Linked DNA regions of Homo sapiens: region 1 is linked to region 2. Evidence: chromatin loops called from intact Hi-C (ENCODE). Cell type or tissue: heart right ventricle. All regions are shown on one strand. Each heading gives the region's core, and the rest is flanking DNA. Links, peaks and the distances in the headings are about the cores only. Region 1 overlaps TARID (TCF21 antisense RNA inducing promoter demethylation). Region 2 holds the start of LINC01312 (long intergenic non-protein coding RNA 1312).

Evidence for each region. A loop is a pair of places that touch in the nucleus more often than their neighbours do. Peaks named below come from ENCODE experiments on the same cell type or tissue, not always from the same donor. Only the 100,000 strongest peaks of a DNase experiment are listed, where the experiment ranks them.
Region 1: it touches region 2 in a loop (1.9-fold over the local background); 2 of 110 quality-filtered maps call a loop at or near these places.

The regions. Positions count from the first base shown.
Region 1 is chr6:133,760,719-133,776,045 of GRCh38, forward strand. It overlaps TARID (TCF21 antisense RNA inducing promoter demethylation), which reads right to left. Exons shown (of 9, transcript NR_109982.1): 3 at 8,113-8,205. It overlaps LOC124901402 (a long non-coding RNA gene), which reads left to right. Exons shown (of 3, transcript XR_007059772.1): 3 at 10,286-11,478. Among named protein-coding and RNA genes, the nearest start is that of LINC01312, 53 kb to the right of the region's middle. In heart right ventricle, for the core only: no CTCF peak of the experiment used is centred there; a DNase peak (open chromatin) is centred at 8,365; H3K27ac peaks cover 399 bases; H3K27me3 peaks cover 425 bases.
Region 2 is chr6:133,811,741-133,827,067 of GRCh38, forward strand. The region is part of intron 2 of TARID (TCF21 antisense RNA inducing promoter demethylation); the gene reads right to left. It overlaps LINC01312 (long intergenic non-protein coding RNA 1312), which reads left to right and starts at 9,407. Exons shown (of 3, transcript NR_027030.1): 1 at 9,407-9,995. In heart right ventricle, for the core only: a CTCF peak has its summit at 5,907; no DNase peak of the experiment used is centred there; H3K27ac peaks cover 1,209 bases.

The sequences.
Region 1 (15,327 bases), core at 4,339-12,338, 49 kb before region 2:
CTCAACCTGACTCTCTCAGCATCCCTCCTGGTGCCCCCAGCCTTACACGCTACACTCCAATGAAGCCCGAATGCCTAGCATGGCCAGATTTAACAAACTAAATCACAGAATGCTCAGTTAAATTTGAATTTCCAATAACCCACAAATAACGGGTTCGTACATGTTCCAGTTATTGCATAGGATATACTAAGCCATTATTTGTTGTTTAATGGGAAGTTCAACTTTAACTGTGTGTCCTGCACTTTATCTGACAATACTGCAATCATATCCTCCATGCCACTGTTTCAAGCCATTCTGGGCAGGCTTTTCCCTCCATCTCAGGTGACCTACTGTGCCTTCTCTACAAGGAAGACCCAGCTCAAATGGCTTTTTCTCCTCCTCCATAAAATCTTGGCTGACCTGCTCCACTCAGTCCAAGCAGAGCTGATCATTCCCCTCTTTGTGCCACAACAGTGCCTGGTACGTACTCCATTATGCCCCAAGTCACAAGCTGTATCTCACCCATTTGTGTGTGTCTGGATGTGAAGTCAGTGGGACACAGTGTGCTTCACTCAACCACATCCCCAATACCAGAAACTAGTAGATACCTCAGGAGAAATTTTGTATGGGAAAGGAGCAGAGGGTCAGAGCCAGACAAAGCTGGATTTGAACCCAGGATACTGTGCCAATACATTTACACTCTCAAGGCTTAAAGTTCCTTTTCTACACTTTGAAAAAAATAAATAAATAAGACATCCCTGGTGAAGTAACTGTTGAAAATTAAATTAAGTTGTTCATATGTAAGAAACTTGTCACTAAACATAAAACCACCAAAATAGTTAGTTACTTTCGCATCCCATGCTCTTTCCTAAACTAAAAAGTCGTTTCCGGGGTTATAATGTCTTTCCACTTAAAAAAACCTGCAGAGAACTTCAATTTTAGTTTTTCAATTAAGCTTTAAATTTTGTCTGATTATGACCTAATATACTTAATAAGAAGGTAAGCTCAACTTTTAATAAGATATCTTATTTGTTCTTACTAATTTACCTGCCCAATTTTCTTCCTTTACAATTAAATGGTACTTCCAATTAGACCATATAAAAAGAGAAAAACTCTGCTCCCAAAAGCTTGCAAGAGAAGAGAGTTTCTAAAAATTACTCTTGTCTCATCTGTCTGACTCACATTTATCTAAAAATAAAAGAAAAGCTAGGAGAAAAAATAAACGAACAGAGGATAACATGCAGCCTCATGTCTCTGAGTCAGATAACAAGATAATTTTTCTGCATGGTCTATATTTCACTTTTCTTTTCAAAATGACCTTTCTACCCCCTAACCCTATCACTAGAATATAAATCCATTAATGAGGAATCTTTTCTTCCCCTGTCCTTTTTCATATCAATTGCAGCAGGACATTAGACTGTTCTTTGAGTTCATTCACTTTATAGCTATTAGAAAGAAAATATAGCCTGGAGACAGCCTGTCTCCAATTGGTTAAGCACAAGTTGAAAAAATAAATTCCTGAGTTTCTTTCATCTGCCACTGATTTTCCATGTGAAACCTAGAGAAGTGTCCAAACTTCATTTTTTAAATCTGTGAAATGGGTGAATCATTAAAAAAAAAAACAAAAAACACCTCTTTTAATGTCCATTTTTGGCAGAAAATAAAAAGGTCTTAAAATATTACTGTTTTATACTTAATGATTTTAAAATATGCTTGCTTCACTTTCACTCCCATAGAATTAAATGACATTGCTCATTAGGTGTTATGAAATAATAAAAATAATCATATTAATAAAATGTAGTTGTTAGTGTAACTTTCTCCAGAAGTACTCACATTCTAATCTAACTTCCGAAACCAAAAGAATCACTGAGAAAACTATGTAGGAAACTTTAGAATAAATTGACAGGTATCTTAAAAGGTATATGTAGAGTGGTGCCAATCCATTCAACCATTTACTTATTCATTCATCAAGTGTTTAGCTCTGTGACAGACTTCTCCTGAGTTCCATTTCCTCAGTTTCCTGACAATCAGATTGGACTAGCAAATGTATAAACTATGTAACTCAGGGGTTTATAGCTTAATGTTCCTAAATTAATCCTCTGATAATTTTATTAATACTAGTATTCACCGAGCTTTGCTGCCTTTCAAATAACATTTGCACTTTTATTGCAGCATGGCCTTCTCCTGAAGACACAAGTACCTTACACTGGACATGTGCATGCCCGGTTGATGGTTAATGTATGTCAGGGATAGATCTTGAGTCCTCCAACAAGAGTAACAACAAAAGCATGACAACTGAGTTTTGAAGAAGACTTTTTTGCTTGAGTTAGAACCCCAAGAAGTCTTTCACAGGCCCCGGAAACTATGTCATGTCCCTCAGCTATCCTTGCTCAAAGCCTTCCTTTTAAAACAGGTCTCTCTTCCCCTATTAAACCGTCAGAGCTATGAGTGCAGGGATCAAGTCTGTCTTGTTCATCCCATATATTTATGCTTAGCACGGCACCTGGTCTATAAGAAGTGTGCAAAAATGGTGAATGAACTTTGACAAAGCTTTCTCAACACATTATCCCATTTGATCCACTCCTCCTACACCCTCTTCACAAGATCATTTTCAATGTCAAGACCCATAACTGCAGTATACCACATACTCAGCAATCAATGAACAGTCATTTCTCATCGTCTCCTTGCTGTGGGAGGGTGGGGAATGTGACATCACAGTCAATCAGATGTTACAGTGGGGCAAGAAAAAAAGATGAGCAGAAAGAAGGCAAAGTTTATATGGAAAATATTCAAATCGAAAAGTCAAGTTAGGAGAAAATTTTCCTAAGGGAGCAGCACTGGAGAATAAGCCAGCCCAAAACATTTCCAGAGTACCAGTCATAGTGCCTTCTCTGCAAAGTAAACTACCAGGGGTTACCAAAAGCTTAAATAACCTCCTGATCTTTAAATTTTCTGATACTAAAGAAGTCTGTAAAGGAGGAGGCTAACCAAGTCACCCAGTTTCTAAAGAGCTCAAGTGCTGGCCTGGCTCTGAGGTCCAGCAACAATATCTATTGTCTGCCTACTATGTGCAGTGATGTAGTACATTTCTCCCTCTTCCAGATGGATATCACATTCATAAACCTACAGCAATGAAAAACTCAAAAGCTTCCCCAGAATGTCTACTCAAGGACACTTAGTAAGACATAATCCATACTAAGAAAAGCTGAATAATACTTTCAGATCCAAAGTGTAAGGATCCCATGGGTATCTTGTGTAATTACAATTAATAATTGTATGCAGGTGCACACAACTCTTAGTGCTTTCCTAACTTTTCCAAAACGGCTTAAGAATTTGATCAGGGGAACCACATCCACTCATATACCCTGGAATGTCAACTTGTACTTTCCCTGTGAAGATCTTACCAGTACACAGACTCAGGGGACACACATGGAGTGGAGGGAGAGAAAGAACAAGAACAGCCAGTTCAACCCAGAGTATCAACAGTTGTCATAGCTGCATGTTCTTACATTTAGGTAATTTTTTTCCAATGTAGGAAGAGAGATCTTGAGATAGCAAAACCTTGCCATCAAAATCTAAGCAGAACACTTGGAAGATCCAGCTCAGGCCAGCCTGTGGCATGAGGGAGCCTCTGAAGCCAACCTGGGCCACCCTGTCAGAAGTGCTGTCACTTTACATTGTTTGCAGGAACCACAAAAATGAGACCTCATCTTAACCCTAAAAGGGCGATCCTGATGAAATTCCAGAAGGCAATCTAGAAGAGATTAAATATACTATGACTACACTGCTTGGATTGTTCTGTAATAAGCATGCATCATTTTTACAAAAACAGTAAAAACAATTCTAAAGATAAAAAAGAAAGGAAGGAAGGGAGAAAGAAAGACAGGGAGAGAGGGAAGGAGGGAGGGAGAGAGGGAGAGAGGGAGGGGGAAGGGAAGAAGGAAGAGCACATGCTTTGCTCTTTTATCCTTGGTATTCACAGAAGGCTGGGGATTGCATAATTAGAAGACTTACTGGCCCTTTAACCACATGCTTCACTAAAGCACATCATCATTTCTGAACCCAGATGCTTGATTTCTGAATACTGTGGCTATGGAGGTTAGTGCAGAATCTTGGATCAGCTCTCATCCTCCCTTAGTTCCTCAAAAATTCACTTTGGGTCCGGCAACATAAAGCACTGGTAAAAGGAAACAGAACTTCCTACAACTTCAGAGAAAAAGATGAGAGGGCTCTCAAAGTCTTCTGTGCTAATGGGAAATATTCATTCTTGACCTCTTTTCCTCTCCCTCCCGAGGCTCATGGCTCTTTATAGACACAACTAGGGAGTTTGAACAGTTTCTCTCATATTTCTAGGTCAAGAGAGCAAAGCTAGAGTTGTTCAGATATTTACTGAATGCCTAATAAGCACAAAACCTAGTACTTAGCACTATAGGGATCCAAAGAAATAAAAGACATAGTTCCCACTGGAGCAAGAAGAATTATATAAGCAAAAGTTAAATGATAGATTAGCAGCAAAACATGAGATTTAACAAAGTTGTTGCCAAAGGCAAATGTGCAAACCGTGAGAGCTCTTCTGACCAAGGTAACGTATTTAATATACACTGCTTTCTTTAATAATTAATCATGGAATACGAGTATGCACTTTGGTAAAAATAAATCAAAATAAATAAGGGTTGAAAAACTACCTATCAGGTACTATGTTGACGACTTGGGCAATGGAAAAATGAGAAGCCCAAGCTTCAACATCACACATATTGTGATTTATTACCCATGTAATAAACCTACACATGCATCCCCTAAATCTAAAATATGAAAATGAAAAATAAAGTTAAATTAATAAATAATTGATTTATCAACATCTGTTACATGAATATACACACATGCACACATGCAATCACCAGTCTGTTAAGATAAAGTTGAAAAAAATCATAACTATCTATGAATTTTAAATATGTAGAAAGCAGAGATTAAGCAAAGATGGCATTTATTGAGCATTTTTACTGTGCTCCAGGTACTGTCCTAAATGCTCTGAATGCATTTTTCTCAATTAATTCTTGTAGCATATTAATGGGATAGAAATTATTACCTTTTATATCTAACTTAGGTTTATTAGAAAGGTTTAAGTAATTTACCTAAGATGTCACAACTAACCCCATATTTTTGAAACATTGTACGTTATATTACAGAATTGGAGTGGTCAGCGTTGTACAGAAACAACGTTTGTCTGTCCTTAGGAAACTTAGCATTTCATAACAAACTCAGGAGTGTCACAGGGTTGGCTTAACTATTCCCATAAAAGGACAATTATTATAAGAAAGACTCAAATATGTATTGGTAAATTGGCTAAGGAATAGACTTAACTAAAACAACTTTTTGGAGGGAGGTGGACATTTAAACCAATTTGTAAAGAAAGTCTATGAGTAATTCATTCATAGCTTCTCATTAAACTCTTCTTGGACACCTAGTATGTGTAAGTCCAACCCCTTATGATGACAGAAACAGGAATAAAACAGATAGAATCCCTGCCTTCAAGGAGCTGATAATAATCCGGTGTGAGGTGATGGGATGGTGGGAAGGTGAGGAGGAAGAAGACAGACAATACAATGGGTAGTAAGTCCTGTGATTGAGATATGGACAAAGGGATGTAGAAGAATAGGGATGGAGCCACAAAATTCTCCCTGTGGGAGCTGGGAATGGCTTCACTGAAGAGGTCATAGCTGATCTGGGTCTAAGTAGATTGGCAAAACTTTGCCTGAAAAATAAGTGGTAGAAAACATTTGTAACAGAGAAGAAAGTAGGTACAAATGCATGAACATTATGAAGCAAGGTTTTCCAAATGAGAAAAGTTAAACACCTCTAAAATGGGACAAAGCCAGGAGCTATTTCAGGTAAGCTTGGCACTAATGGGAAATATTCATTCTTGACCTCTTTCTCTCTCCCTCCAGAGGCTCATGGCTCTTTGTAAACATAACTAAAGAGATTGAACAGTCTCTCCCATATTTCCAGGTCAAGAGAGCAACCCTAGAGTTGTTCAGGTATTTACTGAATGCCTAAACAACCTTAGAGAAAACAGGGAAATGAGGGAAAGGCAAGACCAGTGAGTGTAAGAAGAGGGAAAAAGGGAAGAATTGTTAAGAAAGTATGGCTGATCACAGGAAACTAGGAAAAACCAATGCTTTTCCTTTTCCACCTAGGGGAAAAAAGTCATAATTTATCCAGTTATTCAACCAGAAACAGAGGTATCATGCATGCCTCCTTCCACTCTCTCATTCCCTAAATCTTATCAATCACTGAGCGTTATCAATTCCACCTCCTAAACCTGTCTCTTGTCTACTGGCTTCACTGCAGGCTCAATGCTACCAAACTAGAACGGGCCTCTTGGCTGGGCTAATGCAGCAGCTTCCTAACTGTGCCTCACCAGTCCATTCTCCTTCCTTTAGCCAGCGTGATCTTTTTAGACACACAAATCCCATCACATTACTCTTCCAGGCACTTCCCAAAACCCTCAAGGTGAAGTTCAATCTGAGCCACGTGGTTCACAAAGCCCAGTGAAGCCATTACTTATTCTGTTCCCCACCCCACCTCCTAGTCCCACCCTCGCCTACTAAACAAACACACACATGTCATGATCTACTAATGTGGAATTCCTTTCCTTTCCTCAGATATGCCATGCCCTCTCTTCTTCAGACTTCTACTTACCCCGAAGCACTTTCTTCTGCATCTGAAGCACTCTTTTCTCCAAGTGTCACTTGGCTAACTCCAACTCATCCTGTGGACCTCAATTTACATGCCATCTTTTCCAGGAAGCCTTCCCTGATGTTCAGGGCAGGATTATGCATCCTCCCTTGGTGACTACATAACACAGTGTTCTTTCTCTTTCCCAGCACTTAGAGATGTGTAATTGCCTGCTTAGTGATCTGTATTCCCAAATAGACCTTAAGTTCCCAAAAGCAGGGCCACATCCATCTCATTCATTATATCTCCCTTAGCAGCTGGTGCATATTAAACCAGGAAGTACATGACTGAATGAATCCTACTCTGGGCCAATACTGAAGGAGGATGAAAGCTTGGTAAACAACAGTGACTGAATCAAATGAGGTTCAGTTACCAACTCTGTGACCAAACCACGCAATTCAGGTTTAATCAGCATTGACTAAGCAGGTTCCAAGCAAAATGAGACCAAATTGTTTTGCCGACCTGGATCTGACTGTGCAGTTTAGTGAAAGCCAAAAAACTGAGTGTCTATTCAGGGCTGAAGATGGTTCTCTTCCCACCTTGGGTCCAGAAGGTAAGAGTTATACAAATAAAAAAGCTGGAACATGAGGCTTGAGTCAAGGTGGGGGTAAGAAAATGATCCCAGCACTTTGGAAGGCCGAGGTGGGCGGATCACGAGGTCAGGAGATCGAGACCATCCTGGCTAACATGGTGAGACCCTGTCTCCACTAAAAATACAAAAAATTAGCCGGGCGTGGTGGCGGGCGCCTGTAGTCCCAGATACTCGGGAGGCTGAGGCAGGAGAATGGAGTGAACCCAGGAGGCGGAGCTTGCAGTAAGCCGAGATTGCGCCACTGCACTCTAGCCTAGGCGACAGAGCAAGACTCTGTCTCAAAAAAAAAAAAAAGAAAAAAAGAAAATGATCTTATTTGGCAGATTGGAGAAATACCAGGCATTGATTTTTAGTTCCCTACCATAAGAAAATACCTAAAAGCAGTACAATAAGTTGTTATCTATTGTACTGTTTATAACAAGATGTCCCATATTTAAATTACAATTACTTATTAAATTACAATTTATTCCATAAAATAATATGTATTACATACTTCAAAAAATGCAAGAACTTACTTTTATCATCTCCTAAATGTAAATAGGCTCTTTTCCCCTTCCCTCTACTTTGCACCTAAACCTTATTTCATTCTTTCACTGTGATAATCTTTCGTGATGTTTTTCAGAATCCTTGTACTGGTTTGAATAAAGTGGCAGGCAAGGCCAAATGAACTATAGCTACCTACCCTCCATATATAAAATATAAGGCTGTGCATGTGGCATAATAAAAATTCCAATAAATACTTGGGTATTTGGAAAGGCCAGAGGAGTGGGCAGGAAATGACATGAGATAGAGGAATGCAGAGGTACCTGGCGAAGGCATCAGGAAGGTCTATTGCACTTCTGTGCTTCAGATCTGTATCTCTGCTGAGCAGTTGTTGATTGGTCTCTTTGTAGCAGCATCTGTCTAGAGGTAAGAAAAGCTGGTCATTATCTGGCTTCCAATTGTGTACAAAGTCTGATAACACTTTCTGTTTTTCAAGAATAATTAAAGCTTTTCTGAACTTTTTTGGGTAAAAGCACACTTAATCATCACGCAGCAAAGCTGGCAGCTGGCCAAAAGCAGGACAATCAAAGGGCTTGCTCTCAGAAAGCCCCAAGCGGATCCCTCAGCTTCGGATAAGTACTAGTGGGAGAAACGCAAGGACCCTGGTTCTGGAAGTCTTCAAAACCCTTCTGAGTAAAAGCAGATCCTTCTACACTTCTGAGTAAAACTTAAGACTAGAGCATGAAAAGGAGTGAAGAGTCCATGAATAATAATTTTTATTTAATAAATAGAGAATATAGAACAGTTTACAGTTGTGAGCCATAAAGATAATTCTTAAGCAAGAATTTCTTTTTTAATTGACTTGTCTGAATATCCGCCCTCCCTTCCCCCCTAAAATAAACCAAAGTATTACTAGCTCTGGCAGTTTTATACTAAAATGCAAGGTTATATTTAATCTGGGAAAACCTAAGATAAGCACATCCTTCCTAATTGCCTCTTTCTAAGTTATGTTTCTTGTAACTCCTCAAGTTAGAGGCTCAAACCATATTTTCAAGGTATTTATCACATTTTATGCCTCTAACTCTGCAGTGTTCATCCTCATGGGGCCCATCCCAGGGAAGGCGACAGAAAGACAACCTAAGTGAATCCCCCCTTCCTTAACAAACCACAGAAGCTGCCAATGCACTGATGTCATCAACCAGATTGCTTTGTTCCTCCATTGATAATAAAGCAGTCATTTTAGTTTATAATAACTGTGAAAATAAAAAGAAATCAAAGACTTAGAAATGTGTTGGGTGATGGTCACTGGCTCTGATCTTACTGTATGTATGACCCTTAATTAATCCCACTTACCTTCTTGCCTCACTTTGTTCACTTTACAACTAGGTGTTTAGGCTTCTAGAACATTATCAAAACCCCCCACTAAAATTCCAGGAGTTCTTGGTCTATTTTAGAGGTACCTTATTAAAAAATACATAAAATTTGTCCTCCATGGCAAATATCACCTGTTGCCTTCAAGTTTCATGTTTATTTTGCATTTCTTTTTTAAAAATACTCACTTGCATTTTAATACTTTCATATTTTAATTTTTTAAATGTTGGTCCACCTAAACTTTTTAACATTATAATTTAATGCAAGGCAAAAATTATATAGATCTCAAATATTAGTTAAGTAAACATTAATACATATTTTAAAAACATAAAAGCCTTAAAGAGCTTTGAAATTACTTCTAAGTTTTTAACTTCTAGAAATTTAGCTGAACTGTGAAATATTCATAATGTAGTAAGATTGACTGAAGAGGCAAACACCAAAATCATATGATTTTTTTAGCACACTGGGAAATGATGTCAACTTAGAAAATATAAATTGTTGGGTGACCTATTGTATTCATTTTACCTACTTTTCATTTGGTACATTATTATCTCTGAGATTTATCGATTTAGCACAATCCACAAATATTATATGAGGAGAGGAACCCTTTCCTAATCTTTATGTCCATGTATTCCTATGAATATCGACATCAAAATGTTACTGTCTTGAGTTCAATCAAGTATTACATTTCCTTTTTGAAAAAAACATTTTCTCCATTTTCTCTCCTTTGACTCTACTCCAATTTTCTATCCCATGTTACAATAACCCCCACTATTTTGAGAATTTCTGTTACAGATTTTTACCTCTTTGTAGCTCCTGCTTTAATGGAATAGACTTTCATTCGTCTTCCTTCAATAAATATTTATTGAATGCTTACTATTGCTAGCCAGTGAATTAGGTGCTGAGGGGGCATAGAGCTAAACAGACACAATCCTTGCCCTCAGTAAATGGACATTCTCAAGAAGCTATCCCTCCTCTCTAAAGCCCAGTTTCTTCATCTATAAAATAGGGTAAAAATAATTACTGCATGAGCTGTTATGAAAATTAAATGAAATTACAACTTTTAAGCACTTGGCAAAATACCTAACTCTCAGTAAATATTGTGTATTCCATTTTCTTTCTTAGGTGCTATAATAGAAGAAACTCAACCACAGACATAATATTTGAGCCATGTCTTGAAAAGGGTTGGTTTTCAAAGGAAGAAAGAACAAGGAAGGAAAACATTCCAGATACTGAGTGTATCCAGTCTGTACATGAAAGAGCATATTACATGCTGTTTTAAAGAAGTAGAAAGCTGCCCCATAAAGCTAGGAAGAACAAGCAGGACATGAAACTGGAAAGCTGAGCTGGTTTAATGAATTTAATCCTGCAGAAAACAAAGAACCACAAGGGACTTTGATGAAAAGAAAATAACATGATTCCAGTTGTGTAACGGAAAGATCACTATGGAGAATGGGTTTGTAGGGCAACAGCCCAAAGGGAGTGAAATCAAGTAAGAGATTCCCAAGATCAGATTAGAGAAGATGATGTCTGAACTAAGACAATGACAGTTACTGAATAATAGAGATTGAGTTGAGAAATAATTTAGAGGCAGCATCTACCATATGTGGTCACTGACTACACCTTGGGATAAGAGTTGACCCTGAGGTTTTCAGTTTGGTGGTAAACCAGATGAATACACCATTAACTAAAAGAAGAACTACAGAAAAAGAATAAATATATTGGGGAAGCAGAGGATGAGGATTTGGAGAAAGTTGGAGATTGTGGACATGATTCTAGACAGAGAAAACACCAAGAGAATACCAATCCTGAGAGGGCAGGGCAAAGGGAAGGAACCAATACAGAAAGTCTATGAAGAAAGGTTATAACCATAGAGAATAACATATTGGGAGTCAAGAGAGCAGAGAGTTTTCAGAAGGAGGAATTAAAGATTTGTGCCAATATCACAGAGTGGTCAAGTAAGAAAGCTAGGAGAAAGCTGGTTTAATCTTCTAACCCCAGGACTTGGGGAGAGGCAGAATGGACAGCATTCCCTCCAGCTGGGTTTGAGGAAGGGAGTGCCATCAGAGCAAATTCATGTTTTGGGTAAGCTGAGAAGGCAAAAGGAGCACTCTATAGAAAGTTTAACGATCTGGGGGAAAATTAAAGATCCAGTATTGCAATGGACATGTTTGAGAGGAGAGCCAGTGGGTGGAGGAGAGAGAGGTCACTAGACCACCAAGAAAGGACAAGACCATCCTGGATAAAGACAGAGCATGAGAGGATTAATAATGAGGGAATTCTGATTCTTTTTATCTTTGTCTTAAGTGAAATAATTCTTAGCACTTTGATTACCTATCTGATATTACATTAACTTAATAATTTAATACTTTGGCTGTTCTTCAATTCTTTCCTTGTATGTGAAGCTGCTATGCCAATCTAGGCAACAGGGATGCCAACCTCCATAATGAGAAAGCACTGTCAAGTGGGTCCAAGATTCCAAATGCTTTTCCCATTCAAGTTGAAAGCCACTAGTTCCCCTGTGAGCTTCTCAGGTGTCACCTCTGGATGTAATGACAGTTTTGATATGCTACATGGATGCCTGTTTACAGTAGACTCCAGTCATTTTCCCAACAAGGAAAACCTACATCTGCATTCTTTTGATTTAGCTGTTCATCTTTGTAAAACACATACAGAACTGTTACTTACTAGCCAAGCCAAGACATTATCCTGCAGGAGCTGCCTGAAACCCCACCATAACTGTATTTAAAAAAAAAAAAGAAAGAAAGAAAAGAAAAAAACTGGCAGAGTCTAGGTGTGCCCCTTGCAGTTATTTAATAAGCTAAGAGAGAAGATTGGGTAAACTAGATGTCTAAATTGAAAGATAAAGTTCTGAAAATTGTTTTTGTCACTAGATATGCCTTGTTGAGGGCCCTGTTTTCTTTTGCCAACATGCTGAGTCTAATATTTTACAGCCAGCTTTTTCAGCAGTCCTGTGGTTAAAGAAAAAAGATGGACTGCTAGAGATACCACATTTGGACCAGCTGCAGGAATAACTTAATCAACATGGCCTGAAGGATGTTGTTCAAGTGAGTAGTTTGCTCTACTCTCAAATTAGTGAACAAACAGATTATCAAGGCCATTTGTTGATATGCTTACCCTAGTGTGGTAATGTAACGTATGGGTCAAAAATTTCTTGACACTCATATCAAAAGGTGGGATCTATGTCCTATCCCCTTGAACCCAGAAAAACTTATGATTGCTTTAGCCAATAGAGTATAGCGTAAGTGATGGGGTTTCCAACGCTAAGTCAGAAACAGTCATACAGCTTCAGTCTGGTCCTCTTGGAACACTCTCTAGAAGAAGCCAAGCACCATGAAATAAGTCCAACTATCCTGCAACCACCAGGCTGGAAAGGCCATGTGTAGGCATTCAGTAAAAGTGCAGGTGAGCTCCTATTGAAGAGCCAACATCAATTCCCAGTAATATGAGGGAGGCATCTTGTACATCAAGCCTAACTGAGCTACTGTATCCCCAACTGAACTACTGCATCCCCAAACTACTGTATCTCCAGCTGATATCTGCCTGCAACTGCAGAAGAGATTTCAAGCAAGAATCGCCCCTCCAAGCTCTTTCCAAATTCCTAGCCCATAAAATTATGAGCAAACCAAAGATTAAGTTGCTAAGTTTCAGAGTAATTTGTTACACAGCAATAGTAATCAAAACAGAATTAGTTACCTAGAAGTGGGTTACTGTTGAAAACAAAAATAACAACAATAAAACCCAAAAAATGTGCACTGACTTTGAGACTGAGTGCTGAACATTCAGCTTGGGTGCTCAGAAAAAGCTGGAAGGATTAAGGAGACTACTGTCAGAAGTCTAATGGCCCTCGAAAATACTCCGTGAGAGCTTAAAGGTAATTGAGAAAAATGTTACTAGAAGCTGGAGGAAAGGGGATTCTTGTTCTGTAGTGGGAAAATTTAGATAAACTGTTGCCTGCAGTAACAGAAAATAGAAAATGTGCCTCAGGAACTGATGGATTTGGCTAAGGAGACTGCTAGACAGAATGAAAAAGTCAATTGGTTTCTTTTAGCCATATATTCATAAGGCATAGATAGAGCAAGATGAGCCAAAGAAGAAAACGTTCAGTTTCCAAGATTATGTGGAGAAAATAGAAAGCAGCCAAGGCTTAATGGACTTGAATACAGCACTGTTTCCAATCTCTCCCAGAAAAAGATTCTAAACATAAGAAAAGGTCTTAGGATAAATATTGAATCTGGAAAAATGTGGTCTCATGGTCAATACGAAGACTATGTTGTGACAGCAATTTTTAAAATTTTGGAATCATTTTAGATGGTGCCTCTGAGACATTTTCAAACAAAAAAGCCTTATAAGTATCTTAAGGATTGCCTGGTGAGCCTTTCTGTTAAATAAGGCTTCTAAGACTACTAAGAGTGTGGTCTCATAACCACCTTATAGGGAGCCCGGGGTACAGAAGGACTTGCCTGGGAGAGATCTGCGCATGTGGATTTTATCTAATGGAGTGGATTTTAAATTGGTACACAAGAAGCTTACAGAGTTTCTAAAGGAATTGTATAAGCTTGAACTGAAATGAACATAGACAGTACAAAATGGAGGGATGCCCTTGAACAGGAAGCAGACTAAAAAAATGACTCAGCTGCAACACCAGCCATTTCCTGTGGAAAGGAAAGATGAATCAGAGAGATAGAAGCAAGATTCTGAGGGCAAACCAAAATCTACAGACAATTAGTCCCAGACAACAGTGCTGATCCCTCATTTAAAACTGGCAATTTGTGCTCAGCTTATTCCAGACACACTATAAATCAGTGGCGATTATCATTTCCATTCCCCCCTTTTTAAATGAGAGTATCTCTAAGTTGTCTAATTTCTATTCCACCAATTTCTACTGGGAGTGTGGGAGTAGATAATGTGTTCCTTACGTCACAGATCTTCAGATCAGGAAGAATGGTACTCACAGAGCTGAACCCAGGGAACAATATCTGAAGAGACTCCATCCTAGAATTGGTTTAGTTAAGAAGATTCTGAATCTCCAAGCCTGATGCTGAAATGGGATGATAGGTGGTTGGGGGGATAAAGAGGAGAAGGGGAATCTTGAGAGGGGATGACTGTATTTTGCATGTAGGAGAAATAAAAATAATTTGTGACCAGAGCATAGACATTGATTGTTTAAAATGGATCCAAAACTTTGACATTCCTTCTATCCAGAGGTAGGATCTATGTGGGTGTATTTATGACTATTTCAACCAATAGAGTATGAAAGAAGTGATGCCATGTAACTTCTGAGTCTAGGTAAGAAAATATCATGCAACTTCTGCCTGATATTCTTGGACTTCTCACCCTAGGGGAAGCCAACCACCATGAAAGATGTCCAATTATGCTGAGCCTGTCATGCTGGAGAACTCACCCATAGGTACTCCAGTCAACATCACCAATAGCAAACGCCAGTCATGAGAGTAAGTTATCTTGAACATTGAGCCAAGTCAAGCCTTTAGATATTGGCAGCCTCAGCCAATATCTGATTGCAACCTCATGAGTAACTCCTAAATTGTCACCCTCAAAATATGGAGCAAAATAAAATGAATATTTTAAGCCACTGAGTTTGGGGGGTAATTTGTTATTCAGCAGTTCTAAGTGAAATACCTATAAATATTTTTCAATGATAAATGTGTCTTTTTAGGATGAAAAGTCTTTCTTCGGGTTAGGTCAGAAAGAAAGATCAAATATGTAACATAAATCATAAGACCAAGAGGCCAAACGGAAGTCAGAAATAAAAGCTGGACAAAGTGAAGGTTTAATTAATGAGAGGATGCATAAATAATGGTATGTTTACCATATAGAATATTTTGAAACTATTGTTGAAAATTTGGGGCCATATTATTAGATTTGGAAGAATTTTTATGAGGTAATGTTAAATGGGAAAAATAAGACAAAAAAGGATGTTAAATATCTCCCCTCATATATGTGTGTACGTATACATTTGAGTGTGTATTTCTGTGTGTGGTGTGTGTGTACATAGAGATTATTTTCTGTGTTCTGTATGTACAAGTGTATATTCTAGATGTATGTGTGCATATGATTTTTAAGCACAGTTAAAAATATGGTAGTATATGAACTAGATTGCCAATATGGCTACCCCACAGTTGGGA
Region 2 (15,327 bases), core at 2,799-10,798:
CAGTCCTGGACTTTCAGGAAAATGCCTAAGTCAGCATTGAAAAACATTTGCGTTGATTTTTTTAAAGCCCTGATATGTAACTATTTTCATTATTACTTCCACTAGCTCCCATTAATTTGCTGAATATGTCATACATTCTTATTTACTTCTCATGACAACCCAATGGCTTCAATATTATTAGTCCTGCCCTTAAGGAGCGTATACCCCAACATGGGAGGAGAAGAGGGTGCACAGAGGATGGTTCAATGCAAGCTGTGGAAAAGGCTGAGCAGCAGGAGAAAGCATCACAGGGCTCCTTAAAGGTCCCTGGTTAATGTGGTCAGGGAAGAGTTTCTAAAGGGAATGGTATAGAAACTCATGCTTGAAGACAGGGCAAGGGGTGGCCAGGTGCAGTGGCTCATGCCTGTAATCCCAGCACTTTAGGAGGCTGAAGTGGGCGGATCACCCAAGGTCAAGAGTTTGAGACCAGCTTGGCCATGATGGCGAAACCCCATCTCTACTAAAAAGTACAAAAATTAGCTGGGTGTGGTGGTGTATGCCTGTAATCCCAGCTACTCAGGAGGCTGAAGCAGGAGAATCACTTGCACCCAGGAGACGGAGGTTGCAGTGAGCTGAGATTGCGCCATTGCACTCCAGCCTGGGCGACAAGAGCAAAACAGAAAGGAAGGAAGGAAGGAAGGAGAGAAGGGGAGGAAAGGGGAGGGAAGGGGAGGGAAGAGGAGGGAAGGGGAGGGAAGGGGAGGGAAGAGGAGGGAAGGGGAGGGAAGGGGAGGGAAGAGGAGGGAAGGGGAGGGAAGGGGAGGGAAGGGGAGGGAAGGGGAGGGAAGGGGAGGGAAGGGGAGGGAGGGAGGGAGGAAAAAATAAAAGAAAAGAAAGAAATTAGGGGTATTTGGGCAATGTACTCCTTTTTTCCTATAAAGGAATGCCTGAGACTGAGTAATTTCTAGGGAAAAGAGGTTTCTTTGGCTCACGGTTCTGAAGGCTGTACAAGCATGGCACCCACAACTACTCAGCTTCTAGTGAGACCTCAGGAAGCTTTTACTCATGGCAGAAAATGAAGAAGGAACAGGCGTGTCACATGGCAAAATAGGGAGCAAGAGAGAGAGAGAGGAGGAGGTGCCAGGCTCCTTTAACAACCAGATCTCATGTGAACTAATAAAGCAAGAACTCACTCATTACCAAAAGGGTGGCAGGGATCTGTCCCCACGACCCAAACACCTCCCACTAGGCCACCTCCAACATTGAAGATCACATTTTAACATGAGATTTGGAGGGGACAAATATCCAAACCATATCAGGCAGAATAAGCAGAATGAAGAGAATCAATATAAAACAGAGCATATTAGCCCAGTTTGGATGAAGTATACAAGTGAACATTTTGAGCCAGCTCTCTTTCTCTCAGTAGCTATGTAATTCTCGCTTTCCTGAGCCAAACTTTTCTCCAAATATCTATATTTATAAAAATAACACCTAGCTCAGGCAGTTGTTATGTGGATTAAATAAGGAAATAACAGAGTGGTGCAGACTCAATAAATACATGTTGTCTTTTGTTAATGGTGTAGTCATAGGAGTTCTCAACCAGGGACAGTCTTCTTCCCTTCTCCAAAATTTGTGGACATGTTTATTATTTTATAATGCCCAGAGAGTTCTCCTGGCACTTAGTGGATGGGCTCAGCGTGGCTAAATGCTCTATAATTCCTGGGACATTATGGTTCAACCAATAATATTCCCTCCCAAAGGCCAATATTGTTTGCATTAAGAAACATGGGTAAGAATAATAGAAGAAAAAGCTGGAGACATAAAATGAGACTAGGTTACAGTAAACTTTGAATACAAGGCTACAGAGTTCACTTTGATAGATAAGGAGAAGCCACTGAACTTAAGCAGGAAGTAATAACACCAATGCTTTCAGAAGGCTAATATAACAGGGGCTGGCAGCATAGACTGAAAGTGAGGGAGGCTGGTGGGAATGTTATAAGTTAGCAGGTGCTCACCATTGCCCCTGCATGAAGCACTAGAGGATTGCAGTGAACCGAGATCATGCCACTGCACACCAGTTTGGGAAACAGAGCAAGACTCTGTCTCAAAAAATATACATATAAAATGAAAATTTAAAATAAAAAGTCTGTGAGGACAGAGAATATATTCATCTCCTGCACTTTATCTTCATCACCTTCTATGGTATCTGGCACCTAACTAGTATGCAACATTTGCCAAATAAAGATATAGCTGAAGCTATAATTGTGAAAAAAGTTATCTCGAAAATAACTATTTAAAAAAAGATGTGAAAGAAAAGTATATTTCAACAATAAAAAATTATTACTTATTATTATTATTGCTGTTGCTACCATTTGCAGAGTACCTGTTACCTAATCTTCACAACCACACTGCAAGGTTGTAGATCTTATTAACCATAGTTTAAATAGGAGAGAAATTGTACCTCTAAACTTTACACTACTAAAAAAATTCAGGACTAGCATTTAGCCCCCAACCTTTTGACTCCCTATTCCAAAATCTTTCTAGAACATTAAATTCTCTTCAGTGAGGGAGGGATGAGGAACCCTGACTATTGTGTTGCAACCTAGAAAGAGAGAGAACACATCAAACAGTTACAGAGATAAGTCAGGTGGCTTGGCAGGTTTAGCTTTCTAGGGTTACTTTGGCAAATGAGCAGATCTGCCTGAGAATCTAAACCACCCCATATACAGCCTGCATTGAATGTCAACTTAGTTGCTTCATTCAAGGAGCCTTCCCAAGAGAGATCCCAGCTGTTGCTGCTCGCCTTAGCTTGGCCACTATCTTGCCTTAACTTTGGCTGTTCTGTTTCTGATTGAAACTTCTGGCATACAATGGCCTATTACCTGTCTACCTTCTTCAGCAGCTGCCTCTGCTGATGTCACATAAATGCCATGTACCTTTCAACAAAGAAGAAGATGAGTGCCTCATCAACTTAGGCTTTTGCCCATACTTCTAAGGTTCACTATGTGAGACCTCTAGAAAGTTTCCTATTGATTTTAGCTTCTAAAAATCTCTTGAACCTCTGTACTTATCACTTACTCTCCACTGCTACTATTGACAACTCTCCCCTGCACCATTTTAATAGCCCCTAATATGGTTTGGCTATGCCCCACCCAAATCTCATCTTGAATTATAATCCCCATAATCCCTAGGTGTCATAGGAGGGACCCAGTGGGAGGTAACTGAATCATGGGGGCGGCTTCCCCCATTGTGTAATTGTGATAGTGAGTGAGTCATTACAAGATCTGATGGTTTCATAAGCATCTGGCATTTCCTCTGCTTGCTGGCATTCATTCTCTCTCCTGCCATCCTCTGAAGAGGTGCCTTCCACCATGATTGTAAGTTTCCTGAGCTCTCCCCAGCCATGTGGAATTGTGAGTCTTTATACTGTGAGTTATAAAGAAAAACCTCTTTTCTTTATACATTACCAAGTCTCAAGTATTTCATCATAACAGCATGAGAATGGACTAATACAACTCCTCATCTGGCTTTCTCTCATCCACACCTATCTCCCTCTCTAATTTATCCTCCACAATATAGCCAGAGTAATTCTTTTTAAATGCTCATATGGTCTTTCTCCCTTTTTTCTTAAAATACCTTAAAAACTTACTTTGGGCTTAACATAAAATCAAAATGTTCAGCACGGTTTCAGATCCAACAAGATCCAGACCTGGCTGAACTCAGGGGACACAGACTCCCTCACCTTCTGTGCCCTGGGCACATTAGTCTTCCTTCAGGTCCTCACAGATGCTGTGCTCCTCATGCCAGGACCATGGTACACGTTGTCCTGGCTCACTGTGTGCCTGGTTGACTCCTACTCATCCTTTGCATCACAGCTCAAGGGTTACTTCTTCACAAGGTTCTTCCCAATTCTTCAGCCTCAGTCAGGTCTCTCAAGACTCCCAACTTATTTCCCTCATCATACAGATCCCAATCTGTGATTACATAGTTTTGTGTGATTATTTCTAATTAATGTCTAATTCCTCCACTATTATATTATCAGTACCAGTACAGTGCCAGCTGACACTCAATGAGTATTTGTTGAATGAGTAAATGAATGAGTTTACAATTTCAGAAAATAGAATGTGTTACCTTAGAAGAAAATCCACACTATGTGGAATGCTTCGAAAAGGACATGCAGTTTTGAATGATTTCATAATATTACTTTGTTTTCTACTCCATGAGTAATTTCATGTTAAGTAAAAATATTCTGTGGTTGAAAACTCAATAAATTAGTATGATTTACAATAGGAACAACAAAAATTTAACTTTCTAGTATTGATGAGGTTCTTTTCTGAGTATATAACTTTAAGCTGATTTCTATTTATTAGTAAAAAGATGATATTTTAATGTGCTTTTCTGCTTATCTAGATTTACAATATTTAAAAATCTTTGCTCTTCAAGTTTCATTTTTTCCTTTAAGGATTTTCAATCAAAAAGTTTAGTAATGAAGCATATATACAGTTCATGAACATGAACATATTTTAAGACTTTTGGGAAACACTCAAAACAAAAGCTATTTTGAGAATTAGGAAATAGCTTGTCTGAATATTGCCAAGTGCATTTGGAATAACCTTTTTGTGGGATGCAATAAAAAAGAAAGACGAAAACTTCAACATTCTCAGTTCAAGGTTACAAGGGAATGTGAACAAAAAGTGTTTCTCATTCTGTTAACACTTGGACACACAGAACATAAAAACAGTGTCTTCTTTCATTTAAAAAAATTTGAAACACACACAGGGAAACTTTGACCTTCTTGCCTTTTAGCTTCTCTGAGAGAGTTCTGCATAAATTTTGACCCCTTTTTCTCCTGTCCAACTTTTTACTGTGTATTTAATGAGCTTTGGATACCTATGCATCCCAATATATCCATAATGAGTTGGCAGTGGGAGAGGAAGAACAGGCCTGCAGATGCTGCTTCTATAATGGACAATGCTGTTGTAATGTCAGGACTTCCCTCTCAGCTGCAAACTGAAGGAGAAGGAAAATGTTTCATTCATGACACATTAAACACAAATACCATTTTTATTTGTTTGTTTGATTGTTTTTATTTTTGTAGAGACAGGGTTTCACTATGTTGCCCAAGCTAATCTTGAACTTCCGTTCTAAAGCGATCTTCCAGCCTCAGTTTCCTAAAGTGCTGGGATCACAACTGTAAGCCACCATGCCTGGCCAAAATACCCTTTTTAAAAATAGAAGGGTGCTGGCAGAGTCAGACCAAACAATTTGTCAGGGCAACAGCAAATTTTTAGGCAAAGATGACTCCAGCTCTTAAGAATTAGGAACCTGGCCAGGCGCGGTGGCTCACGCCTGTAATCCCAGCACTTTGGGAGGCCGAGGCTGGCGGATCATGAGGTCAGGAGATTGAGACCATCCTGGCTAACACGGTGAAACCCCGTCTCTACTAAAAAAGTACAAAAAATTAGCCCGGTGTGGTGGCGGATGCCTACAGTGCCAGCTACTCGGGGGAGGCTGAGGCAGGAGAATGGCGTGAACCCAGGAAGCGGAGCTTGCAGTGAGCCAAGATCGCGCCACTGCACTCCAGCACGGGCAACAGTGCAAGACTCCGTCTCAAAAAAAGAAAAAGAAAAAGAAAAAGAATTAGGAACCTTATTCTGAACATCTGTATCTTAATCAAATGTTTTGCTCCATAATTAAAAACTCAGAGCCTCAGGTACTATTTTGTTCCTATGCAATCTGCCAGCTAATGTAATAGTGTTATAAGAATTTTAAATAAGTAGATAAAATAAATTAAGGATTTAAAATAAAATAAAAATGTGTTTCAGGAGTGATTGCAGAGAGAAAGAACGTTACACAGTCTGGACCCCAGACCCAAAGGGAATTTAGAGTTTAAACCAAACATAGTGTGGCTGGCGCCCCTACTGGACAAGTGAGGCACTGCACATGCAGCGGGTTGGGCCTGGGTAATACCTACCTACCTGGAGAAGTAAAAATTCTCGCATGCCAGTGGCGTGCGTCTGAAGTCCCAGCTACTCCAGAGGCTGAGACGGAAGGACAGCTTGAGTCTGGGAGATGGAGGCTGAAGTGAGCCGAGAGTCCCCCACTGTGCTCCAGCCTGGGCGACAGAGTGAGACACTGTCTCAAAAAAAAAAAAAAATGCCAGGACCTGGGCCCTAGAGTCAGGGTATTTCCTAGAACCACAGTGCCAGTATGGTGCAGTAGAACAGAACAGTTGCAGAGGGGAGAACTGAGAGTGAAGAAGAAATCCAAAAATTGTTACTATGTACTGGATTAAAAGGAATTATCCTGTGAAAGCAAAGACTCCCAGCTTGTGTCTGTCTTGGAGCCGACTGGACAGTCTGCCTCTTCTTTGCCTAATGCTTCCCCTTTATAGCATTTGGGCAAACTTTCTCCTGTAAAAATACATCTCAGTTTTTAGAAAAGAACTTTACAGCAAATAATCCAGCTCATTCATTATGACCTAAACCCAGACATGAGGAAAATACATTTATTCAATATGGTACCAAATATTATTAAATGTATTTGTATTAGTCCATTTTCACACTGCTATAAAGAAATTCCCTGACGCTGAGTAATTTTTAAAGGAAAGAGGTTTCATTGACTCACAGTTCTACATGGCTAGGGAGACCTCAGGAAACTTACAATCATGGCAGAAGGGGCAGCCAGCACCTTCTTCGCAAGGTGGCAGGAGAGAGAGAGAAAAGCCCAGGGGAAAGTGCTGTTTATAAAACCACCAGATCTCGTGAGAACTCACTCACTGTCATGAGGACAGCATGTGGGAAACCGCTCCCATGATCTAATCACCTCCTACCACGTGGGGATTATGAGGATTACAATTCGAGATGAGATTTGGGTGGGGGCACGGCCTAAACCACATCAGTATTAAATATGCTACTGAATAGAAATAAATAGACTTATTTAGTATACTATTAAATGTGTAAGTCAATACACTTATTCCATGCACTATTAATTTTATAAATTAAAAAATATACTACAGCAAGAGGCTGAAAGAAAGCTAAGTAATTTTTTTAGAAAATCTGAAGACATTTTACTTATAATTCACAAAGCACAAACATTGTGTATAGCAACAGAAGCAAGCTGTGATAGGACAGAGCTAATGAAAAACCAACGATAATCTCAGATTGCCCAAGAAACTATAGCAACTCATCAAAAATAGAGTATCTTCCCTAATTTTAGCCTTTTTGGAAGTAGCAGTAGGCTAACCTCCTTCAACTGATGAGAAAACCATAGCCCAGCCTCCTGGGATCACAGCTACTTGAGCAGCAAAACAAGGAATAGAACTCCCGTCATTTTAAGGCACCAAAAATCAAGATCTTTACTCAAGATACAGTCTCCATCCTATGAGTTTGCTCCCAGAAATCTCATTTTTCTAAAATCTTTCCCATCTTTGAAAGTGGTCATTAAATCAGCTACTTTTTCAGACTTTTGTAGTACATAGTATATATCTGTTTCTACTTTAATTATGTATTAGTATTTTAATGATTGAATAATTAATTTTCATATGAAATAAATAAGTTAAAATCTGTACTGGTTAAAATAAACTTATGTAATCAATAGACCTGGACATTTTAGTCAGTTAAAAGCAATAGCAATTTATTTCTCACATATGTAGCAGCAGAGGGCTCGTATTCATACTAATGGGCCTCTCTCCTCAACCTGCTGTGTGGCTGTCCTATCTTCTAGTGATGCATTATCATCTGTATCCAGTGGGCAGAAACTGGAGAAGAGCATGGAAAACCCCACAGGTGCACTTATAAAAAGCCTCAGCCAGCCCAGATGTGACACAAGTCACTTTCACTCAAAAGCCAAGGAAGAATGGGAACTGAAGTCTTAGCATTTGCCTGGCAGTATTCCCTTCACTAAAGCAGAGGAGAGACTGGACTCAGGTAGATAGCTGACAACCACAGCCATTCTCTCAAATCCAGTACTTAAGGCTTATGTCTTAGTCAATAAGGTAAAAAGAAAATCAATAAGGTAAAAAGTCAAATCTCAGAAAAATGCTGAGGTTTTTTCCTTGTACTTACTTAATCCACCCATTATTTATTAAAGGCTTGTGCTGAATGCCATAATAATAAATCCTGGACTTCACACAACTTATATAAATTAGCAAAGAATATAAGACTGTGCAATTAAAGTTACACAAATAAGATTTTTTTAAATCAAAAGCATACTCAGATTGAAATGAACTTTCAGTATCACCCAAAGCACAAAATTACTACTTAAAAGAAAGTAATCAGTCAATAATACACATTCCCTGAACATATGGTTTGCACAAGACACTGTTCTGCAATGCTCTGAGTACACACAAGTATAGTATTTGCATCCTATTAGTTCCTCTCTAATTGTGGAACTAATCATTGAAGGCAGTCTATGATTTCTTTTTCAATTTTAAAATCAGCAATGCTGCTGCCACACCTCTGAGGTAAGGTCATTTCCTTGTTACATGTAACCTTGCTCTCTTTTCAGTTTTTAATTCTATTTTGATTATTTTTATTTATAGAGTTCACCTGTCCTGAACACACTACTTCTTCATCGAATATATCAGGTATATATAATCCAGTCTTTGTCTCTTCTATCACCATGTCTTGTAGACAAAGCAAGGAATGCCACAGTCTTGGTCTAATTACAGCTTAGCCTAATGAGTACACGCTGAGCGGTATAAGCCCAAATCAACAGGCCACCCACCAAGAGAGTAAAAAGAAGACCCTGAGTCCTCCCACAGAGACCTGGAAGAGCTTCTGATGGAAACAGGAGATAATTGTGTTTTGCCATTGGCAAATGCATATAGCACCTAGCACAGCAATACATATGATTTAGTGTTTAATATATATTACTGAAAGTGTGATAACGAAAAGAAAAATAGTGATTTGACAGACATACAGCCCAGTGTCTTCCTCCATACTTTCTCCCCATATTTCTAAAGGAGGAATTCTAGGAAGAAACTAGTGGAGAAAAAATATATAGTCACTTACATTAGGCCACTTATATTTGACTGGGGCTTTTCAAACTAAGATTCAAGACACATTTAAATTAAAAGGTTGTGAGCCTCTAAGTGGATTTCAAAATATTTAAAAATGTATACCTTTTTTCTACTACCTTGTAATGATCTAGGCAGTTTTTCACTTCACAGAATTCCTGGTTTGTTTTTAATGTTAAATTTTGCCAATTGGAAGCAAGTAAACACTTGCGGATGTGCTACAGATAAGTGAGTCTCGAATGGGAGCTGATAGAAGAATATCAGAATCTCTGCAGAGATAATGGAGCTAGGAATGTGTAGTTTGGAAAAACTCCCCAAAATGATTCTACAACTCCCCCACCCTCACCCTCATTTAGAACTACTGTTTGAGCTGTTACTTCATAATGAGATCAAACTGCTGTCATAGATGTGGAACACCAAGACAAGTGGCTAGAAACCTTGTACATGAAAACAGCGGCCCACCCAAAGTTTGTCTTTTCCTAGGAAGTTATAGAGAAATGAGGAGGTAACAGAAGAGCAGTCAATAAAAGAAAAATTTCTTTAAAAGACATATGGGTGGGATGAGAACGAATGATTCTTACTTTATCTGTAGAAATTGAATTTTGCTGCAACTAAGAGAGACCTCGAAAATAGTGATTTACACAAATAAAATTTTGTTCCATCAAGAAAACTGATATTCAGCAGTCCAGGCTGATGCAGTGGCTTCAAGAGCTCTTCAGCAACCCAGGCACCTTCCAGGTCTTCTTTCCCAATTCTAGTGCTAGTAACTCCTTCATCTCATCACCCAACATGGCTACCAGAGCTCCAGACATCACGTGTACATCTGAGTTCCAGGAAACCAGACAGAGGGAGAAAAGAAGGGCATGCACGCTCACTTTAAAGAAGACTTCTAAGAAGAACCACCTAAAATTCCCCAACCTAGTCCCAAAGCTCACTTGGCTGCTTTCAAGCCTGGAAAATGCAGTCTTTAAGCTGAAAAATGCTATGACAAAATCAGGTATTTATATTAAAGAAAGGAGAAGGATAATTGGGAGATAACAGTTTCTGCCTTAGAGACCTTTAACAACCTCAGAATCAGTCATAAAATTAAATTTATATGACATACATGTAAATTAGAAATATATATGAATTCACATTCATTGGAAATCATTTGGAAAAAAGCTAATCCAAAATTTGGGGTTGTATGAGATTTATATCAATCAAATGTCAATGTAAAAGACTGACATAAAGTCGGTCAGGTTAGGATCAATAACCGTATTTTCTCCTTAGCAGTAAGTCTCATTCTTAGTCTCAGACTTTAAATTATTTGTAATTATTTTTTCATATAAATTCAATGATTTACCTTCAACTTTTTCTAAGCATCCAAAACTGACCTGAAGCCCTGATGCTTCAAAGTTAACTTATAGTTCTGTGATTTGTCAAGTATAAAACAGGACTTTCTCCATTGTTTCAGATAAACAATACATTCACGTTTTTTGATAATTAGGTATCTCCTATCTGATTTTCACAACCTAATAATTAGTGACTGCCCAACACTAAACAATATCTTAAGAATATAAATAGTTCAATAGATGATGGTGAGAAGAGTGATATTAAAGATAATAATTTATAAAGGTAGCATGAAGCCAAATATTAAACAAATAAATAACAAATTTTTAACTGTCTAATATATTTAGGGACTTTAATGAGTGATTAGGTCATCTTTGATATGAACACATCTTAATTATTGAAATAATACTCAACAAACTCCTTCCTTACTCAATTTGGCTTTGTAAATTTTCATTAGATTTGAAATCCATATGGATGGAACTCGCAAGAAATATGAGTTTAATTGAGGAGTTTCAGTGAAAGAAAATTCTTAAGAAAAAAGAAATGAATTAAATAGAGCAACTTCAGTGTAAAAAACTTCCAGGATCTTGTCCTACACCCTACTCACTTCCATTGACATACCCTAGCCTTTGCCATTACCAATTGCAGCCTTTCTAGAATCTCAATTTTAAGCAGCCCATTCTCTGACCAACAGCTTCTGTTTTTGCAATGTATTCCTTCTACTTCTCCAACTTCACCAATCCATTCACAGTACCGCCTTCTCACTGTCTCTCAGTGCCCCCAGTTCCTCACATCTCTCCTTACCCACCTAAAATTCCATGGTTGTTCACTGTAATTTCTCCCCTGAATACACACCCAAACACTTCATCCTCCTTTGCCTTGTCGAATTTGCTAGGAAAACCTCCAACCATGGTTATATGCATCTTTCCATCACTCCACACTTACATTACATCCAACTGAACATAGATGGAGAAAAACACACAACTATGCCAAATCTCTAGCAGCTCTTTCCCCATCCTCACTCTCAGTGGATGACCTGGCTTCCATTTTTAATGAAAATAACAGAAGCAATCAGAAGTTCTACAAGCTCTCACCCCACACCCATCTATATCCTCATACTTTCCTTCCCGTCCTCTTCCTGTAAACGGACTGTATGTGGTCCTTCATCTCCATTTGTGTACCATATCCCATCTCTTCTGGCCTATTAAATGACATGTCTCCAGCAATTCTCCCTCCCTCTTCTGCCTCATCAACTGTTTTTCCTCTCTTGGATCACTTCATTAGCAAATCAGTAGGTTTTCACTTTACCCATCTTACCAAAAAAAAAGCAAAACACAAACACCTTTTTGCCCCATTTCCTTCCTCAGTATATTAGTCCATTTTCATGCTGTTGATAAAGACTTACCAGAGACTAGGAAGAAAAAGAGATTTTAAGGGACTTATATATATATTTCCACATGGCTAGGGAGGCCTCACAATCATGTCAGAAGGCAAAGAGGCACAAGTCACGTCTTACATGGATGGCGGCAGGCAAAGAGAGAGCTTGTGCAAAGAAACTCCCATTTTTAAAACCATCAGATCTCATGAGACCCATTCACTATCACAAGAACAGCATGGGAAAGACCTGTCCCCATGAGTCAATCATCTTCCACCAGGTCTCTCCCACTGGCTGCCTCCCACAATACATGGGAATTATGGGAGCTACAAGATGAGATTTGGGTGGGGACACAGAGCCAAACCATATCACCCAGCTATCACTCTCTGCTCCATATTACAGGAAAACTCCTTGAAAGCGTTATCTATATTTGCTGTCTCACTCTTCTCCTGCCATTCCGTCCTGAACCCATTTCATTCAGGCTTTCCTACAGACCACTTTGTCTAAGCTGCTCCTGTCAAGGTCATTGGTGACCTCCACATTGCTGCATCACAAAGTCAATTCTCAGTCTTGACCTCACTTGATGTATCAGTACCATATGACAAGCTTATCATTCTTGAGATACTTTGTTCACTTAGCTTCCAGGATAATATGCTCTCCTAGTCTTCCTCCTCTTTTACTGCTGCTCCTTCTCAGTCTCATTTGTTCATTGTTGGAATACTCCCAACCTCAGTTCCTGGGCTTCTTATACATCTATACACTCCCTTGGTAATTTTGTTCAATCTCAGGCTGAAGACTCTCAAATGTAGATCCTTATCCACGACCTCTCCCTTGAACTCCAGCTCTTTATAGACAACCAGCTACTTGACAGTTCCACTTGGATGTCTAATAAGGCATCTCAAATCTCACTTACCTAAACTGAAACTCCTGGTCTCTCCATACACATCCAACACCTGCTCTTCTAGCAGACATCTCCATCTCAGTTAATGCCAACCCTATCTGTATTGGTCAGGCTCAGCTGGGTTCTGCTGAAGCAATAAACGAACTTAACACTGTACCAGCTTCCAAAAGCAAAGGTTTATTTCTTGCTGCCTATCTTCTGCCTGTCTCCTATAGTTGCCATCCACATCAGCTTTACTCCAGGAGCCAGAATTACAGAATAACCTTTATCTGGAAAATTACTGGATTTGTGGCAAAAGGAAAAATGACACACGAACCAAGTGCTGGCTCTTAAAGCTTCTGACCACTTCTATTGGTCAAGCAAGTCACATGGCTTCCCATTTTCCACAGGGCAGAGGTGTATTGTCCCCTCACGGGAAAGGAGCCTACATCTAGTGAAACTAAAATATTTGGTAAACAGTAAAACAGTCTACCACACTGGTCCCCCAGTTGCTCTGGCTAAAACTCTTGGCTCCTCTCCTGTTTTCAAATCAAATCCATCAATAGATCTACCACTTCTAGGTTTGAGCATCCTGGTCCATATGCCATGTACAGGTTTCTATCTGGTCTTCCTGTTTCTACCCTTTCCCCACTAGCCTATTCTCCAGATAGTGGACAAAAGTGAACATTTTATATATTTATTTATTTTAGTTATTAAAATGTGAGTTTAATTATCTTCTTTTGGAATTCTACAACATTATTTGATAATTTTTTTCAACTTTTATTTTAGAATCAGGGATATATGTGCAGGTCTAATCATACCTTTGTAACAAAGGTATGATCTGAGGTTTGGAGTACAAATGAATCCGTCATCCATGTACTGAGCATAGTAGACAATAAGTGGTTTTTCAGTTCTTGCCCCTCTTCTTCCCTCCTCCCACTTGTATTCCCCAGTATCTATTGTTCCCATCTTTAAGTCCATGAGTACCCAATATTTAGTTCCTACTTATAAGTGAGAACATGCAGTATTTAGTTTTCTGTTTCTGTGTTAGTTTGCTTAGGATAATGGTTTCCAGCTGCATCTGTGTTGCCACAAAGGATATGATTTAATTCTTTATGGCTGCATAGTATTCCATGGTGTATATGTACCACATTTTCTTTATTCAGTCCGCCATTGATGGCCACCTGGGTTGATTCCATGTCTTTTCTATTGTGAATACTGCTGCAATGAACATATGGGTGCACGTTTCGGTAGAACCTGTGGGTATATGTACTGTAATCAAATTGCTGGGCCCAATGGTAGTTCAACTCTTAGTTCTTTGAGAAATCTCCAAACTTCTCTCCACAGTGTCTCAACTAATTTACATTCCCACCACAGTGTATAAGTAAGTGTCAACGTGATCATTTTAAAACACAAGTCAGATTCTGTTGTGCTTCTTCTCAAAAGTGTCAAATGGCTCCCCCTCTCACTCAGGGTAAAAGCCAACATCTCTCCAACAACCTTGTAAATTCTGACATGATCCTTTCATCCATCACCTCCCTGACTCCATTGCTTCTTCTTCATCTCCAGTTCACTCTCTTCCAGCTATGCGGACTGCTCTGCTGTCCTCAAACAGACCAAGTACATTCCAGCCTCAGGACATTTGCACTTGTAATTTCCCCTTCCTGGAACGTACTTCTCCCAGATTTCCATATGGCACACCTCCAATCCTCTTCAGGTATTTGCTCAGATGCCACTTTTTCAGTTTGTCTGTATTTGTCAATCAATTTAAGATTTTACCCCCATCCCTCACCCTGAAACTCCCCCTTCTCTTTCTGTCTTAATTGTTTCCATAGCACTCATCCCTGTGCAATTTTCTGGTGTATTTTTTTTATTGTCTCTCTATTCCACTAGAATATAAACTCCTTGACTGTATGGACTTTTGTCCATTTTATTCATTATTGTAGCCCTAACATACTTTATCTGGATCAATTGACAATAAACATTTATTTAATGAATAAATTAGTGAATGATTCAAACTATAGAAAGCTTTGAAAAACTCAAACATAGAAAGATGTAACTTAAAGAAACAGAAGAAAATATAGTAAATATTAATAAATATTGTGCATTCACACAAACCCAAGAAGCTTGCTGGGTTATCTGTCCCAAACTAGAGAAAATGAAAAGAATCCGAGTGGGGAAATAACACTAAGGAAAAGCACTAAAAGTGTTACTTCTAAAACTATAATATTAATGACCAAGGCAAAACTCTAAAGTTCCCTGTTTCATTTATTACAAAATGCTTAATTTAAATTCCAATTTGAAAGTATATATATTTTAACTATTTATCTCTGCCAAAGCAAAAATGTAGTAGACTATCTCATAAATAGCTGTGCCACTCTAAGTGGTCAATCAAAATTTACTTCACTTCTGATTCCAGACTAAAAAGAAAGCCTTTTGGCTAGATTAATTATCTGCATCCTAGGCTGGTATTGTCTGAGAGCAGGGTTTCTCAACCTCAGCACTATTCACATTTGTGGGCTAAGTAATCCTTGTAGGAGGATACTCTTTGCATTATAGAATGTTGAACAGCATACCTGGCCTCTACCCACTAGATGCCAGTAGCACTTCCCCAGTTGTGACAACAAAAAATGTTTACAGACATTACCAAATATCTTCGGGGTGGAGGAGGGAAAGGGACATAATCATCTTTTCAGAACCACTGCCCTAGAGTATTACAATGCCCATCAAGGCAGCATTCCTGTA